Linked DNA regions of Homo sapiens: all the other regions are linked to region 4. The links are chromatin contacts, found by Hi-C or POLR2A ChIA-PET in ENCODE. All regions are on one chromosome and are shown on one strand. The core of a region is the stretch at or near the end of the contact, and the rest is flanking DNA. Distances in the headings are between cores, read along the strand shown.

Evidence for each region. A loop is a pair of places that touch in the nucleus more often than their neighbours do. ChIA-PET counts read pairs that join two places held with the same protein, here RNA polymerase II (POLR2A). Pooled maps may share reads with other maps.
Region 1: a loop to region 4 is called in a map of B cell, with 15 times the contacts of the local background. The contact joins the enhancer-like site here to the promoter of ZBTB25 in region 4. A Hi-C loop is called at or near these places in 1 of 168 maps with a recorded cell type or tissue (B cell), 5 of 37 single-sample maps with no recorded cell type and 8 of 50 pooled maps.
Region 2: a map with no recorded cell type shows a loop between it and region 4 (4-fold over the local background). The contact joins the enhancer-like site here to the promoter of ZBTB25 in region 4. A Hi-C loop is called at or near these places in 1 of 37 single-sample maps with no recorded cell type and 2 of 50 pooled maps. POLR2A ChIA-PET finds 5 or more read pairs at or near these places in 2 of 52 experiments (OCI-LY7 and PC-9).
Region 3: a loop to region 4 is called in a pooled map, with 4 times the contacts of the local background. The contact joins the enhancer-like site here to the promoter of ZBTB25 in region 4. A Hi-C loop is called at or near these places in 2 of 37 single-sample maps with no recorded cell type and 4 of 50 pooled maps. POLR2A ChIA-PET finds 5 or more read pairs at or near these places in 3 of 52 experiments (CD8-positive, alpha-beta memory T cell, HepG2 and activated T-cell).
Region 5: a map of B cell shows a loop between it and region 4 (7-fold over the local background). The contact joins the enhancer-like site here to the promoter of ZBTB25 in region 4. A Hi-C loop is called at or near these places in 1 of 168 maps with a recorded cell type or tissue (B cell), 5 of 37 single-sample maps with no recorded cell type and 6 of 50 pooled maps. POLR2A ChIA-PET finds 5 or more read pairs at or near these places in 2 of 52 experiments (H1 and OCI-LY7).

What each region holds. Positions count from the first base shown.
Region 1 is chr14:65,204,243-65,207,058 of GRCh38, reverse strand. No RefSeq gene overlaps it. Among named protein-coding and RNA genes, the nearest start is that of LINC02324, 17 kb to the left of the region's middle. RefSeq lists an enhancer at 1,918-2,027. Within about 2 kb of position 1,463, at least 7 of the 41 ENCODE cell types and tissues checked have a DNase peak (open chromatin) inside an H3K27ac peak, as active enhancers do; they include B cell, where a contact is called at or near this core.
Region 2 is chr14:65,319,840-65,322,766 of GRCh38, reverse strand. No RefSeq gene overlaps it. Among named protein-coding and RNA genes, the nearest start is that of MIR4708, 14 kb to the left of the region's middle. RefSeq lists enhancers at 1,081-1,170, 1,391-1,500. Within about 2 kb of position 1,631, at least 6 of the 41 ENCODE cell types and tissues checked have a DNase peak (open chromatin) inside an H3K27ac peak, as active enhancers do; they include OCI-LY7 and PC-9, where a contact is called at or near this core.
Region 3 is chr14:65,285,871-65,289,034 of GRCh38, reverse strand. No RefSeq gene overlaps it. Among named protein-coding and RNA genes, the nearest start is that of MIR4708, 48 kb to the left of the region's middle. RefSeq lists an enhancer at 1,402-1,641. Within about 2 kb of position 1,739, at least 6 of the 41 ENCODE cell types and tissues checked have a DNase peak (open chromatin) inside an H3K27ac peak, as active enhancers do.
Region 4 is chr14:64,502,110-64,505,196 of GRCh38, reverse strand. It overlaps ZBTB25 (zinc finger and BTB domain containing 25), which reads left to right and starts at 1,359. Exons shown (of 3, transcript NM_006977.5): 1 at 1,359-1,536. ZBTB1 (zinc finger and BTB domain containing 1) reads right to left here and starts at 427. Exons shown (of 2, transcript NM_001123329.2): 1 at 251-427. RefSeq lists silencers at 118-227, 338-597, 1,198-1,627 and enhancers at 317-987, 1,088-1,177, 1,948-2,047, 2,108-2,227.
Region 5 is chr14:63,744,723-63,747,896 of GRCh38, reverse strand. No RefSeq gene overlaps it. Among named protein-coding and RNA genes, the nearest start is that of SGPP1, 18 kb to the right of the region's middle. RefSeq lists an enhancer at 1,386-1,815. Within about 2 kb of position 1,741, at least 4 of the 41 ENCODE cell types and tissues checked have a DNase peak (open chromatin) inside an H3K27ac peak, as active enhancers do; they include B cell and OCI-LY7, where a contact is called at or near this core.

The sequences.
Region 1 (2,816 bases), core at 214-2,713, 700 kb before region 4:
CATTTGGGGTGGGAGAAAAGAGCCACTTTACCAGCATACTCCTGCCTTTAGCCCAACTCAGCATTTCCTCCACCCACAAACTCTCAGTTTTGTTTGGTCTATTTCCCTCACTTACGCTTTAGTAGAGGCCGTATAGTGCAGTTAAGAGGAGGGGCTATAGGGCCATACTATCCTTGTGCAAGTCTATACACTAGCAATGGGACCCTGAGCACACTGCTTAATATCTCTATGATTCCTTGTTCCCATCCCTATGACTAGAGCTGTTCATTGCACCTTCTCATAGGATTTTCATGGGGTTAAATGAGTTAATACATTCAAAGGACCTAGAGCAGTGCCTGGAGAAAAAGGAGCTCCACAAGTATTAGCTATCATCATTCTAAAACTGAAATTTCAGTTAGTTCTCTTATTTTACTTTTGTGGTTAGAAGATGCAAATATCTACTCACCAGTTTAAACCCTGCACTGCTTGCTGAATATAAATATCCCCAATGCCTCACTTTTGGGTGAGTAATACCAGGTCAACTCACGCCTTCTTCCTCTCAAAAAAAAAAAAAAAGGAATAGCAGTGATACATGGTAAAAAGCCTACTCATACTATGATTCCAAAATGTGGGTATTGGTTTTGCATCTCATTTCCAGAATTAGAAAAAGTCTCCTCTGTATTTAGTTTTTATAAGTTCTCCTTTTTTTTTTTCCCATTTCAGTTTTAAGATGCGCTGTATTTTTCTTATTTTCAGGGTCCCGAAATCAGGATGGGTGTTTCAGTTGATGCATGCGTTTGATGTGGTTGTGTTTCTTTTCCTCCGCCTAAAAGCAGTTATTAAAATGATGGCGTTTGCAGATCTAGATTTGAAAGAAAAGAATAATGGTGCATCTTGCAATCAATAGTGTTTTAGAATCCAGGAAACACAGTAATAATACTCAACGAAAAAGTCAGTTCTAGGATGCCAGCTTCCGCATCCAGTGTCTTGTCCCCAGGAGCACGATGTTCCAAGGGTGGGGCTGTGTCCTGTTGTGCCTGCTGCAGCCATGCTTTCTTTCCTTTAGGATCAGTGTTGGTGGGGGCTTGGCCCAGGATTGGATGGTATCTTGTTTTGTTTTTTTGAGATAGAGTTTCACTCTCTCGCCCGGGCTGGAGTGCAGTGATCGCAGCCCACTACAGCCTCGAATTCCTGGGCTCAAGTGCCCTCCTGCCATGGCCTCCCAGTTCTGGGACTACAGGCATTAGCCCCTGTACCCAGCCATGGATGTTTTTTAAGTGTGCAAAGATTCCTCCTCATTCTTCAATTAAAAGCATAGTGAACCATCTGCTGGGCTGGGATTGGACTATGAGAGAGAAAAGCACTAAGACAAGCTGAAAACACAGGTGAAAGTAGCAAGCAGGCTCCCAAATAAAGAGCAGGCCCAGCTCTGCCAGTCAGCACGCGCACACACACACACACACACACACACACACACACACACGTTATGTTTTTGAGTCACGCCCCTTCCTTGTTCCACATGATTGGTCTACACTTCACACTTCCCCTATAATCTCAGTTTCTTTCACCTGGTTTCTTGCCCAAACAGCTTGTTGGGTTTAAGAAGGAGAAATCTATAAAAGAATTGAAGTCTCTTCAGGGAAGGGCCTAGCAGAGCAATTCTGGCTGTGGCAACTCCCCTGGGGTGGCTCCTCCCTAGCCATCTCCTGAGCACACAAGCAAGGACCCTTTCCTCTCAGCTGTCACTCTGGACATGTGTAATGATCCCAATACAGGAGACTCTGAGCCGCAGCCCCTAGGCCCACCTTACGTGTGAGAACTCTCCTGTGTGAGGCCGAGGCAAAGCTGCACGGGATCCTGAGAGAGCAGCAGCCAGAGCAGAAGCTGCAGGAGAGACTGGCACATGGAAGCCAGCCTGTCTCCACAGCCCATGTTCTTGTTTTGTTCTAACTCTACGTGCTTTGGTCGGTTTCCCCTACAACACAGCAGCAGCAGGTGGGCGCACAATGCAGGGACCGGCCCACCCTGACATGGCTGTGTTTGGCAGCCCTGCACACCCCCTTTTCTTTTTTTGCAGGAGTCAGGAGACTGGGGTGGAAGAGGTGGAGACCCAGTCATATCAGGCAAGGGAGGTCTGCACTGCGCTGCAGCCAGAAGGCTAACAGATCACATCCCCACTGTCCCTTCCCAGCTCTGCTCTCCTGCTCTGTGGAGCAGGCCTGGCTGGATACCCCACATGCTACTGCTCTGCATCCACCCCACCCCCACATTCACACTGAAGCCACAGTCCCCAGGCTTACTCCCAGCCAGTGCTGAGCAGGGGTGCAGGGGGTGGGCACTAAGCAGGCCATTTCTGCAAGATCCAGGACTCCTCCAAAGGGCAGCTTTGGCCCAGAGACTCCTCCTCCACCCAGCTGAACCTTTCTCAGAGCCGGGCTGCAGCCTAAGTCTCCCTACCTGTGCAGTAAAGAATTGAACCTTGCCCCTCAAAGAGGTCTAGTCTTTACCCTTGGCCCCCGGGAGGTCATCTTTGTTTGCCTGGGGGTCTTAGGCTGGCCAGATAGTAACAGTGTGACTTAGGGTGGGGAGTAGCCACACCAGAAAAGCCAACATTATGATTTGCATGGGGCTTGGGGTCACCAAGGTACCAACCAGGGCTCGAGTAAGCTTCCCTGCAGGGCACCCTTCAGATCCCCATCTCCTCACAGATACCTTGTTTATAAACCTCCACTAGCAGGATTCTGGAATTAAACACAGTAGCAGTTGATTGGCCCTTTGCAAATGAATTGAAATGGACCAATAAAAATGGAGAAATACACATACTCAGCAAATTATAG
Region 2 (2,927 bases), core at 382-2,881, 820 kb before region 4:
ATGATGTTCTGATTGTGAGCCATCAGTAAATAGTGGTGGTACTGAAGTTCTCCAGAACATGTCTCAGTCAGGGAAACCCTTCAATATGGTCTTACAAAGAAATATTAGTTTATTTGATAACTGAAAAGACAGAGGGTCTTGCTCTGTCACCCAGGCTGGAGTGCAGTGGCTTGATCATGGCTCACTGCAGCCTTGAGCTCCTGGGCTCAAGTGATCCTTCCACCTCAGCTTTCTGGGTAGCTGGGACTAGAGGCACACACCACCACACCCAGCTAGTTTTTAATTTTTTTTTTTTGTAGAGGTGGGGTCTTGCTATATTTCCCAGGTTGGTCTTGAACTCCTGGCCTCAAGTAATCCTCCTGCCTTGGCCTCTCAAAGCACTGGGATTACAAGTGTGAGCCACTGCACCTAGCCATAAGATATATTTAAGACAAAAGCTAATTGGTGTTGGCAGGTAAAACTCAAGAAAGGTGCAGGTATCCAGGTCCTCTTCTCTCCCTGGATCCTGTAGACAGTTGGGCTTTTTGGGGTGCAGCTGGATGCACCATCAATCATCTGAGGAGGGACCCCTGGTACCTCTTCCTTTTCATAGGTCAACTTGAGAGGGACTTTGCTGTGGTGGGAAAGTATTTCAGGGTTCAGACACTGATCAGCATGAGCATAGGGGCCCAAGGCTTAAGGAAGTGCTATGAAATGCCCAGCTAGTGTCTTCAGATCTCCTGGTACCATAGGAAGTTGAAGTTGGGCACAGCCAGCCTCTCCTCTTGGGGAAACAGTAAGGTAGCCCATTGCCAGGCAAACCCAAAAGGAGCTCTTAGGACCATTCATTGGATATTCCTATTTGTCACACCACACTTTCTACCCATATCCCCCAAACTTAGCTAGTACTTAGAACATAAAAAGTACTCCAAAAATAACTACAGCTGCCATTAATTGAGGGCCTATTGTGTGCAAGTGACTTGGCATATTTTATCACTAGTTCTCACAATGACTGTGCAAGATAGGTATTATTAGCTCTATTTTATAGATGAGGAAACAGAAGCTAGAGAAGGCTAAGTGACTTGCTTAGTAATATGCAAGTCACATAGAGCTAGTAAATGGTGGAGCTGAAATATGAACCCATATCTCTGTGACTCCTTTTACCCCCAGGCTATGTAGCCTGTCACTGTGAACATAGTCTCTCTCCTCTCCTCCCCACTGGCCCCCGTACATGTGTGTCTGTCTGTCTCCAGCTCGACCTCTCCCTGTCCTGCTGTCTCTGTTTCTCTCTCATCTGTGGGTAGGTTCCCACCACTTCCTTTCCTGAAGTCCATGCCTTGCGTGCCTGCCTACTGAAATGTGCTTCACCAGTGAGGCCTCCTGACCCTTCTGCATTGTCACAAGCTGGCCTGGATGATTTTTCTCACCTCACCCAGTCTAGTTTGCTCTCTACCTTCCAAGCCCAGCAGGTACTTGAAAAGTAGTGGTCATCTGCTGTTAGTAAAAGCTCCAAGTAAGAAAAATGTAAGCTAAACTAGGAGCAGAACAAAAAGGAAGTTAAGAGATAAGAACCAAACCTGGTTTCTTGGCAGGGCACTTAGGGAAAGAATGACCCAAGGTCAGTCAAACCTGCACCCTAAAGCAGGAAGGGCCTCTGGCCTTTTCACTCAGCAAGATGCTCAGGGGACAACCCAGAACATAGTGACTCTGGCTGAGGACGCTGTTACATTCCCCAGGGACTTGTAAGGCCTAACAATCACCATCCTCCTCCCGCTCCTCCTCATCAAATGCATTTATTAAACAGCCTAATTATTAAACAAGGCAGGTGGAAGAGAAAGGTGGGAAATTGGAAGGTTGAATCAAGCTTTTTAAAAAGCTAGAAAAATGACTCACTTTGTGTAACCTCTCATTTGGAGAAAAAAGTGGATGTTCCTGATCCAGCCAGGTACATTTTTAGACCTGTAGGGGAGAGATAGGGAAACAGACCATTTTTTCTCTCAGTCACAACTACTGTGAGCTCAGAGCTGAACTGCCAGGCCTCTAGAATAAATTCAGAGGATTTATTCTTCCAACAAGGGCCAGAAAACTGACAGAATCACAGGCAAGAATAATATCTGTTCAAGTCAATGTTTAGAATATTAGAAGTGTGAAGACATTTTATTAGCAAATCCACCAGATTTTCTCCTTAAGGTAAGAAATTGTGCTCTATTTTTTTCTCCTTCCTTTTTCTTTCTTTCTTTCTCTCTTTCTTTCTCTTTCTCTCTCTCTCTTTCTTTCAGAGTCTCACTCTATTGCCCAGGCAATCTCAGTTCACTGCAACCTCCACCTCCTAGGTTCAAGTGATTCTCCTGCCTCAGCCTCCTGAGTAGCTGGGATTACAGGCATGCACCTCCATGCCCAGCTAATTTTTGTATTTTTAGTACAGAGAAGGTTTCATCATGTTGACCAGGCTGGTCTCAAACTTCTGACCTCAGGTGATCCACCCACTTTGGCCTCCCAAAGTGCTGGGATTACAGGCATGAGCCACCACGCCCAGCTATTTAGTTTTAAATCCTGGGATGGAGCCCAGTGTCTGACACAGAGAGATGCTCAATAAATGTTTGCTAGGGCCAGGCATGGTGGCTCATGCCTGTAATACCAGCACTTCAGAAGGCCAAGGCAGGAGAATCATTTGAGCCCAAGAGTCCGAGACCAGCCTGGGCAATATAGCAAGATCCCCATCTCTACAAAAAAAAATTTAAAACAATTATATTGAAAAGCTTACTAGGATAAAATTGAAGGCAAGAGCTGAGTCTTGCACAATTTTGTATTCCATTCAGTGCCCAGCACTAAGTGAATGAGTGCCTGCAGGCATTAATGAATGAAAAATGCACTTTTTGATTTGCCTTTGAAGGAAAGCATATGCCTTTGCAAGCAGTGGTATCATCTTCCTAATTATCCAAGAAGTC
Region 3 (3,164 bases), core at 490-2,989, 780 kb before region 4:
AGGCAAAAACAAGTGTCCACAATCAAAGGCTAGGAGCACCATTTTTGGTGAGCCCTAACCCCAAACACCTCTAAGAACTCAATAGGCCTCCGCCCTCAAATAGTATTAGTCACGTTGTGCCTATAATTGATCATTTAAATGACTTTCTTGCCCCAACATCTTAAATGGCTCTCCATTGCTCCCTCTTTGCCAGTCAGCTCTCTTCCTTCTCTGAATCTACTTAGTTGCTTGACAACAGGGCCTGGGGATGGAAAGAGTCTTTATCTCTGAGAGCAGGCTTTCAATACGTTGCAGCTATTGTTTATAACGCCTGTGATCATAGGCACAGCCACATTATTATTATTATTATTATTTTTTGAGATGGGGGTCTGACTCTGTTGCCCAGGCTGGAGTGTCATGGCGCTCACGGCAACCTCTGTCTTCTGGGCTCAAGTGATCCTCCCTCCTCAGCCTTCAGAGTAGCTGGAACCACAGGCAAACATCACTGCACCCAGCTAATTTTTTGTATTTTTCGTAGAGATGGGGTTTCACCATGTTGCCCAGGATGGTCTCAAACTCCTGGGCTCAGGTGATCCTCCTGCCTCGGCCTCTCAAAGTGCTGGGATTACAGGCATAAGCCACCGCGCCTGGCCACAGCTGTCCCCCCAAATATTTCAAGTAGGCATCTACTGAGACTTAATACCCACACAACAACCTTATGAAAAAGTAGGCTTTATGTATGGGGAAGGTGAGGCACAGACATGTTGACTACCTTGCCTACTGTTTTTTTTCACACAACCAAAATATGGAGGCTCTGGGATTTGAACCCAGGGCTCTCCGACTCCTAAGTCCCGTTAGGAACCTGCACATTATTCCATTTCTATGAAGGGGAGGGAAAGAGCTCCTCACTTAAGTATACCAACAGTTCTCAAATCACTTGAAACTCACCAGCAGCCATGACCGTCCCCCCAGGGGAAGTAGGTAGCCAGATTTCACCTCATTCTACTTCTTTACCAGACAGAAAAATGGAGCAGAACCCAAACTGGTGGCTTGATAAGGGAACACTCAGAAAAGTAAAGGAAGTGGTGGTGCTGAAGCACCCTGCTGCCTCTTACCTCAAAGATCCTTCCACCAAACAAATACCACCCACCTTCGAAAACAGTCGTTGTGGTTGGAACAATGTCTGCATAAAAATAACCGGGCTTATCTTACTCAATCTTGCTTCCCTTCCTTGTCGGGAAAATGTCTGCCCTTCTGGTCTAGTCGGTGCAAGAGAGGCTTCCTGCCCGGTGTCCAGCACTGAGGGGGTGTCGCAGCTATGGTCAGCCTCCCTCTGCGGCCCCTGAAGCAAGCAGAGAGCGCCTCAGACCTCGTGTTGGGACCTGAGCGCGCAGCCCGGCTCCCAGGCCCCCAGAGGGCGGGTTCCTGGCTCCGCTCAGAGGCCTTTCAAGCCCCATTAGCCTCCAGCTCAGAGGCCCCTGGGCCCACCTACACTCTGGCCCCTGATGGGCTCGGATGACAACTCAAAACCCACATCCTGAGGGAATTCTGATGAAACCTTTGAAGGCTCCATGTCTTGGGGAAGACCAGGTGGGCGTGAAAGTCGGTCTCAGCGGAGACGCCCAGGGGCGCGTGGGCCCTAGAAAGGCCCGGCTGTCCCGAGCACGGCCTGGAGTGAAGCAGCTGGTGGAGAACACGGGCGCAGGTGTGAGCCTGGTGAAAGCGTGGGCTGCTCAGTGCTCTGTAGAGAGCAGCTGCAAACAGTGAGGAGGAGGCTCATGGTCTGGGCCCTCGCAGGGATGGGCAAGGCATGGCCCTAATGAATCTGGCTCCAAGCACACCCCCTCTAGCTTAAGCTTGGGGACTGGGAAAGGAGGAGGCCCAGGGGGCAGAGCTGAGAGGACATCTCAGGAGTTAGGGTTACCAAGCAACTGAAGAAGACGTAGGAGCAGCTCCTAGCTGAGTATGCCCGGGGTGCAGCACCGAGAATGCCTGGCGGGGAGGGTTGGGAGGGAGGGCTTGCCTTGCCCAGTCATACTTGGAACTTAGATCCTTGGATTTTAATGCTCTTGTGGAAGACATGAGACAAGATCTTGGACCGAGGAGGTGAACATCTGTTGCATTTTATCCAGTATATTCCTGTCTTATAGTGAGAGACTATTTAAGAATATTAAGTTCCCCATATTGATGTAAAGAGAAGTCCGAATGGACTCTTTAAAAAATTTTAAATGTATGTTAAACTTTCCATCATGGAACATTTTACCCACCGCCCTCCCTCCCCATCACCTGGATTATTTTGAAGCAAAATCCAGTCATCGAATCATTTCGCCCATACATAGTCCAGTCAGTATCTCTAAATTTTAGAGCTGTTATTCTCAGCCCAGGACAGTTTTGCCCCCTAGGGGACATTTGGCAATATGTGGAGACCTTTTTTTGTTTTTACAACGTTGGGGGGAGGGGGTGTGCACCCAGCATCTAGCTACTGGAAGACAGGGTAGAAACAGGGCTGCTACGAAACATTCTGCAATGCACAGGCCAGCGCCTCACGACAAAGAACTACATGGCTCAAAATAACAATTGTGACAAGGTCGAAAACCATGTTTTAGAGTCTAAAAGAGAAGAACACTCTAAATACATCACTACAATATTGTTAGCATTCATAAAAACAATAATTCCTTAATATAGAATATCTGATTAATATTAAAATTTCCCCGATTATCTTGTACATTTAAAAAATTTGGGGTTTAAATCAAGATCCAAATAAGACTCATACATTGCAATTGGTTGATATATTTCTTTTTGTTTTTTTCCTGCATCCAATCATCCATTATAGTTGATATATTTCTTAGGTCTTCTTGAATCTACAGGTTCCCATCCCTCTTTTTTCCTTTTATTTATTATAAAACAGATTTATTTTTAATTACAAAAGAGTACACGACTACATTCCTGACATCAAACTTGAAACATACAGGTAAAGCAAACATTTCCTACCTATGACAGTCCAATCCCAGTCCTCTCCCCAAAGAACTCATTTATCAAAATTGTGTGTGTATTGGTTAAGATTATATTCAACTGGCCGGGCACACTGGCTCACGCCTGTAATCCCAGCACTTTGGGAGGCCGAGGTAGGTGGATTACCTGAGGTCAGGAGTTCGAGACCAGCCTGACCAATATGGTGAAACTGC
Region 4 (3,087 bases), core at 110-2,609:
TGGGAACTAGTCTCCGTAGGGGCTTCGCCTCCGACTCAGGGAGGCCGCACGCCCGGGACCTGACGCGCCGGCAACAAGCAGGCGGCCTGGCAGCCGCCCGTCACCGGGTCCTCGCAGCGCGTCCGCCGCGCTCCGGCTCCCCGCACGGATCGGCGCCCCTCCGGCCCCGCACTCCGCCAGGCCCGCGGCCCGTCGCCCTCCGGCCTGGGCCAAAGTTGCGCAAATAGCCCCACAACTGGCAAATACTTACCGGCCGCAACAGGAACCAGAGCTGCGGAGATTTTAGGGAGTTTAAGGCAAATCAGCCGCGGGAAAGGCGGGCGAAGGCGAAGGGGCCGCGAGCTGCAGTGGCGGCGGCGCGCGGCGCTCGGCGCTCGGGCTGGGCTGCGCGGAGAGGCTCTGGCTCTGCCAGGGACTGTGCTGCAACAAAGGACTTCCGCTGCCGCACAGCCGCGCCTGCCGCACCGCACTGAGCCGGCCCCGCTTACGCGGCGACTCCGGGTCTGCCCACCAGTTCGCTGCGGCGTCCGCCAGCCTTCCCCTCCCTCTCGCCCGCCCACCCACTCTGCCGCTGGCTGCTAGGGGCACCCGCGGTCGCCTGTTTGTTGCAACAAGTTTCTGCGTCGAGCTCCGAGGAGGCTGGCGCAACCCGCACCGCGGGGGCCGTCGCGGCGGCGGCGGCTTGACCACCCCTCTTGCCCCTCTCAAGGGTAGGCTTGGGACCTCCTCCTCCTCCTGTTTGCACAGCTGGATGGAACTGGGCTCCTCCCGACTCCCCAGGGCAGGATGCGAGGCTGCTTTCCCACTCCGTCCAGATGTCAGACCCCTGCCCGTTGGGCCCAGCAGCTGGGCCGTCACTCGCGGTCCGCCTCGAGTGCTCCGGCAACCTCGCCCTGCCCCGTCGGTTCAGGGTCGCCCAGTCCCCGCGCCCCCCCGACCCCACCTTCCGTGGGCCTGCTGCCTCTGGCCCTGAGTCACTTCCCCCGCCATGCCCCACCTCGCCCAGTCCGCCTCTCCACCCAGGCTCCCGCGGCTCGGCCTCCCTGGCCCCGCGCCCTCATCCCTTCCCCAGCGAACACGCGGGCGCATCCTTCCCCACCCCCACCTTCACCCCAGAACTGAGGGGGTGCCTGTGCTTTTGCACACCCTGGGGAAAGTCCCCGGGTCACGCGGTTGTTTGTGGGGAGCCTGTGACGCTCAGGCTTGTCCCTATGCTTCCGCCTACAGAGTCACAACTGCGAACTGTGGCGGCGGCACTCAGAGCGCGGGCCGACCCCCGCCCGGCCACTGAGGCGGGCGGGCGGGAGGGCGCGCACGTACGCACGCACGCACGCACGCACACCCCGGCCCTGGCGCCCCTCTTTCCCCTGCTACCAGACACGCGGTCACGTGGGGCCATCGCGGGCTGCCGGCGCGGGAAGCCGCGCGAGAGGCGGCCGAGGGGTGCGTGAGCCGGCGCCACTGCTTGCAGTGCGCGGCTTGGGAGCCCGCCCCTCCTGCACGGAGGAGTCGGCCTGCCGCCGCGGCGGCATCTGGGTAAGCGACGCGGTCCTGCCCCTGTGGGCTGCCCCGGGCTCAGTCCCTCCTGCCGCGAGCCACCCAGGGCGGCGGCCTGCAGCTGCACCAGTCGCGGGACAGATGCAAGTAGCTGGGGAGAGGGGTGTTTTTGGTCCGATTGAGATGTCAGGCAGGGCACAGGAGGAAAATACATCCGCGAGTGAGCGCTGGGCCGACAATACCCAGAACCACCCTTTGCTGCTCGTAGGAGCGGCTGCCGGGGCCTGATTCAGGGTGGCACACGGGGTGCCGCGAAGGTGCAGAGCCGTCCCGGCCGCGGGTCCGGGTGCGACCCCCAGCAGGAAACCCCAGTAGGCCTGCGGCCTCCCTCGGGTAGCGCCGACCCCTCTTACGAGCGGGCGACTTTCCAGATGCTGGGAGGACGCTGCGGCTACTGTTTCCACTCCCAGCTTGTGATTACCTCGTTTCTAGGGCAAGAAGACATCCCCCCCTTTTCTATCTTCAAATTATGTTTATCTTGTTCTAAGCATATCCGGTTTTTCTTTTTGAAGCTTGACCCATCTTATCACCGTCTTCTCTGGCACTCAGTATTTGGAGTAATCAGTTGTTACCAGTTGCGGAGGCAGCGCATAGCACAACGTAGTACCTGGAACCTGACGGCACCTAGCATGTTTCAACAGTTAGCGCCCGCATCACCCCAAGGGATTAAATTTGGCATTCTTTCTCTTGAGACTCAAGTCCTGGCAGAGCTGTTGATCCTCTCACAAGATTCTGTCATGTATGTAAAGTACACTTTGGAATCTTAAATTTTAGAGCCGAGAGGTGCCTTATAGAAAATCTGTTTCATCCCTCTCGTTTTACAGAGAAGACACCAGGCCTGAAGAGCGTGATGTAGCTGGAGCTAGCTACACCTCTTGATAGCTAAGACTCCAAGGCTCCAGACACCTTGGTGATTGCACTCTCCACCATGCCAGGACCGCAGTGCCAGTTTACCCCACTCACCTGTAGAGAATGTATCCGGCGGAGGTCATTATATATACTTGGCTTGATTCAGGTTATGGAGAAGTCAGGCATGGCCACTGTGTGGGTTTGATGGTATTTCTAGGTGAGGTAGGCCGCCTATGGTGTATTTTTGGAACTAAAAGCCTACACCCCCCAGCCACCCCTGAAAGTTTCATTGCTGTTCTCTATTATTTGCAGCATTGGTTGCTTCCTTATGTTAAGGCATCAAAGTCTTCTTTAACAATCTGGATATATTTTAGTTAAGGGTAAATCGTGAATCCGTTATCGGACATCAACTCCTTAATAGGGAACAGAACACTGATGGGATATGACATGGAACAGATTAATTCTGAGAGCTGGCAGTCAGTGAAATATCAAGGTGTGGTCAGGAAGAAAACAGAAAGGAACCCACGTAACCTGCTAACACCTTTTTTGTCCAGTCCTACCTTGAATGTCTTATTTGCATGTAGTAGAGATGGATTCTGCTCAAGTTGGCCGCTGTTTACTGAGTACTTGCAGTGGGCCAAGTATCATACTAGCTGCTTTCGTAGATGAACTTTGTGTCTT
Region 5 (3,174 bases), core at 492-2,991, 760 kb after region 4:
AATCTGAGTAGAAAATAATGCCATTTTATTTGATAATGTTGAACTTAACCTGAAGGTTAGGAAATCCCTTCATCTTTTTGTGTTCTAAAAAAATAGCTACTCCCCCATATGAGTTAGATAAGACTCAGGGATGCCTACCTTGTTTAGCTATGACAGTGCCAGACACAGGCTGTCCAAATCTCCATTCCTCTCCTCACAAATAACTAGCTGAAATGTTTTGTCCTCACTGTATCAACAGAAACAAAAAGTGTTTATTTCAGCCTGGCCAACATGGTGAACCCCCCCGTCTCTCCTAAAAATACAAAAATTAGCCAGGCATGATGGCACGCCTGTAATCTCAGCTACTCTGGAGGCTGAGACAGGAGAATCACTTGAACCTGGGAGGTGGAGGCTGCAGTGAGCCAAGATTGTGCCACTGCACTCCAGCATGAGCAACATTGCAAGACTCCGGCTCAAAAAAAAAAAAAAAAAAAAAAAAGGTTTTTTAACCACACTTTGGTTAAGGTTCTTTTTTTCCTTCCCCCAGGACCCTGACCAGCAGAAAGCCACTCCTTAAAGGCACTCGCTGAGGATAGGAGGCCTTCAGGGTAAAGCATTATCTGACCTACTCTCCCATCAGTCCACCCTTTATCCCACCTTCCCATACCTGGTTCTTTCTAGCCTAGTTCTTTCTCTAAAAGAAAAACCCTTTTTGCCTAACTTTTGAAAACTTACCTGTCTTAAGGTCACATGTTTCTATTGCAATGCTGTTGGCCCTTTGTATCCGCGAGTTCTGCATTCGGGGATTGAACCAAACACGGATCAGAAATGTTTAAAAAATACAAAATAACAATGCAGCGATAAAAATAATGCAAATTTAAAAACCAAGCCCGGGTGCAGTGGCTCACATCTGTAATCCCAGCCCTTTGGGAGACTGAGGTGGGCAGATCACCTGAGGTCAGGAGTTTGAGACCAGCCTGGCCAACATGGTGAAACCCCGTCTCTAACTAAAAATACAAAAAAATTAGCTGGGTGTGGTGGCACGCCTGTAATCCCAGCTACTCAGGAGGCTGAGGCAGGAGAATCACTTGAACCCAGGAGGTGGAGGTTGCAGTGAGCCAAGACCATGCCACTGCCCTCCAGCCTGGGCAAAAAAGCAAGACTCCATCTCAAAAACAAATAAACAAGCAAACAAACAAAAAACTAACAGCTATTTTCATAGCATTTCCATTGTATTCGGCATTATAGTAAACGAGCAATGGTTTAAAGTACATGAGGATGTGTGTAAGTTATATGTGAATACTACACCATTTTATATCACAGACTTCAGCATCTGCAGCTTTTAGTGTGAAACCAACTTTTTCAAAACTATGACAGTAAGAGAAATCTGACATAGTCGACTCAATCTTGCTTCTGACACCAAGGTCGCCTCCTGGACATGGGCCAAGCTAACTTCGAGAAGAATTTGGTTTATACTTTAACTTGAAAGCAAGGACAGTAGTAATCCTTCCCCTAAAACTAACGCCCTCCTTGCTCAGGGACCAAAACCTACCTTTGTAAGACTAATGAAAGGCCACAAGAATAGGATCATGGGAGGGGCTTGAACTCTGCTATGCTTGAACTCTGCTAAAATGTAGGCGTAGTTTCCAACCCCCTGCTGCTCAGGAGTCACGTGGCCAGAGGTCACAAGATTTGTGACTTCCCCAATTGCTCCTATAGATAACATCACTACTGTAGAACCTCAGATTGGTTTTATTTTTAGATGTTTTTCAGACGGACCCCACCTGTACTTGTGACTCATGACTCAACTGCTCCTGTGGCCCTATCCAGAGGTGGACTCAGTGCATGAGGACAGTGTTCCTTACACCTATGATTTCATCCACAACAAGTCAGCAGCACCCATTCCCTAGCCCCCACTGCCCACCAAATTGTCCATAAAAACCACAGCCTCTGAGCCTTCTGAGAGACTGACTGATTTGAGTGGTAACTCCAGTTTTTTCCCATATGGGTCAGCCTTGTGTCAATTATATTCTTTCTCTACTGCACTGCTGCAGTCTCAGTGAATTGATTTTGTCTGTGCAGTGGGCGATTACAAGGTATGAGGGCAGTTGGGAGGGGGTACTGGAACCAATCCCCCATGGATACTGAGGGAGGACTGCAGCAGTCCTCTCCCCACCATAATAATTCTGTTGGATTTGGTTTTTAGTTGGCATAGTCTATCTTTGTATGTAGAATTCTAAAAATTGATTTTATATTATTTTATTCTAACAGGAGATATTTTCTGAATACCCTACCTCTGCCTCTCCTATCCCTTGCCACTCCTCTTGTTCAGGACCTTAATAACCTCATCTTTCCCCATTACATTACTATCTAGATTCCTCAGCTCCCATCTTAGTTAATTTCTCCTTCCTTCCTCCCTTCCTCCCTCCCTCCTTCCTTCCTTCCTTCCTCTCTCTTTCTTTCTTTCTCTCTTTTTCTTTCTCTCTCTCTTCTCTCTCCTCTCTCTCTTCTCTTTCTTTCTTTTTTTTTCTTGTTGCTCAGGCTACAGTGCAATGGTGCGATCTCGGCTCACTGCAACCTTCACCTACTGAGTTCAAGCAATTCTCCTGCCTCAGCCTCCCAAGTAGCTGAGATTACAGACGTCTGCCACCACGCCTGGCTAATTTTTGTATTTTTAGTAGAGATGGGGTTTCACCATATTGGCCAGGCTGGTCTGGAACTCCTAACCTCAGGTGATCCTCCCTCCTCGGCCTCCCAAAGTGTTGGGATTACAGGGGTGAGCCACCGCACCTGGCCTAATTTTTCTTATTACTAGCAAATTAGTCTTCCTAAAGATTACTATTCCAATCCCAGCATTCTTTTGTCCTCTTTTTGTTCCTTTTTGTAGCTCTCTGTTGCCAAAGAATAAAGTACAATTTTGTAGCATCGATTTTAAATTTTTCCACAGTGAGGTTTAACCTCATCTCTTCATTCTCTAATGAACACTTTCAGCTGTTTTAAAAACCTACAAACCTACCTAGCTATTTCTAGTCTCACCATTGTTACCCTAATTAACAGAGGCTCTCTAAACAAAAATTATATTTATTTGGGAATAGGACATTGCAATGTGCCATAGTAAATGATGCATATTCAAGGAGGTAAAGGAAGACAAACTTTTTGTTTGTTTGTTTGTTTTGTTTTGTTTTTAACACAGCT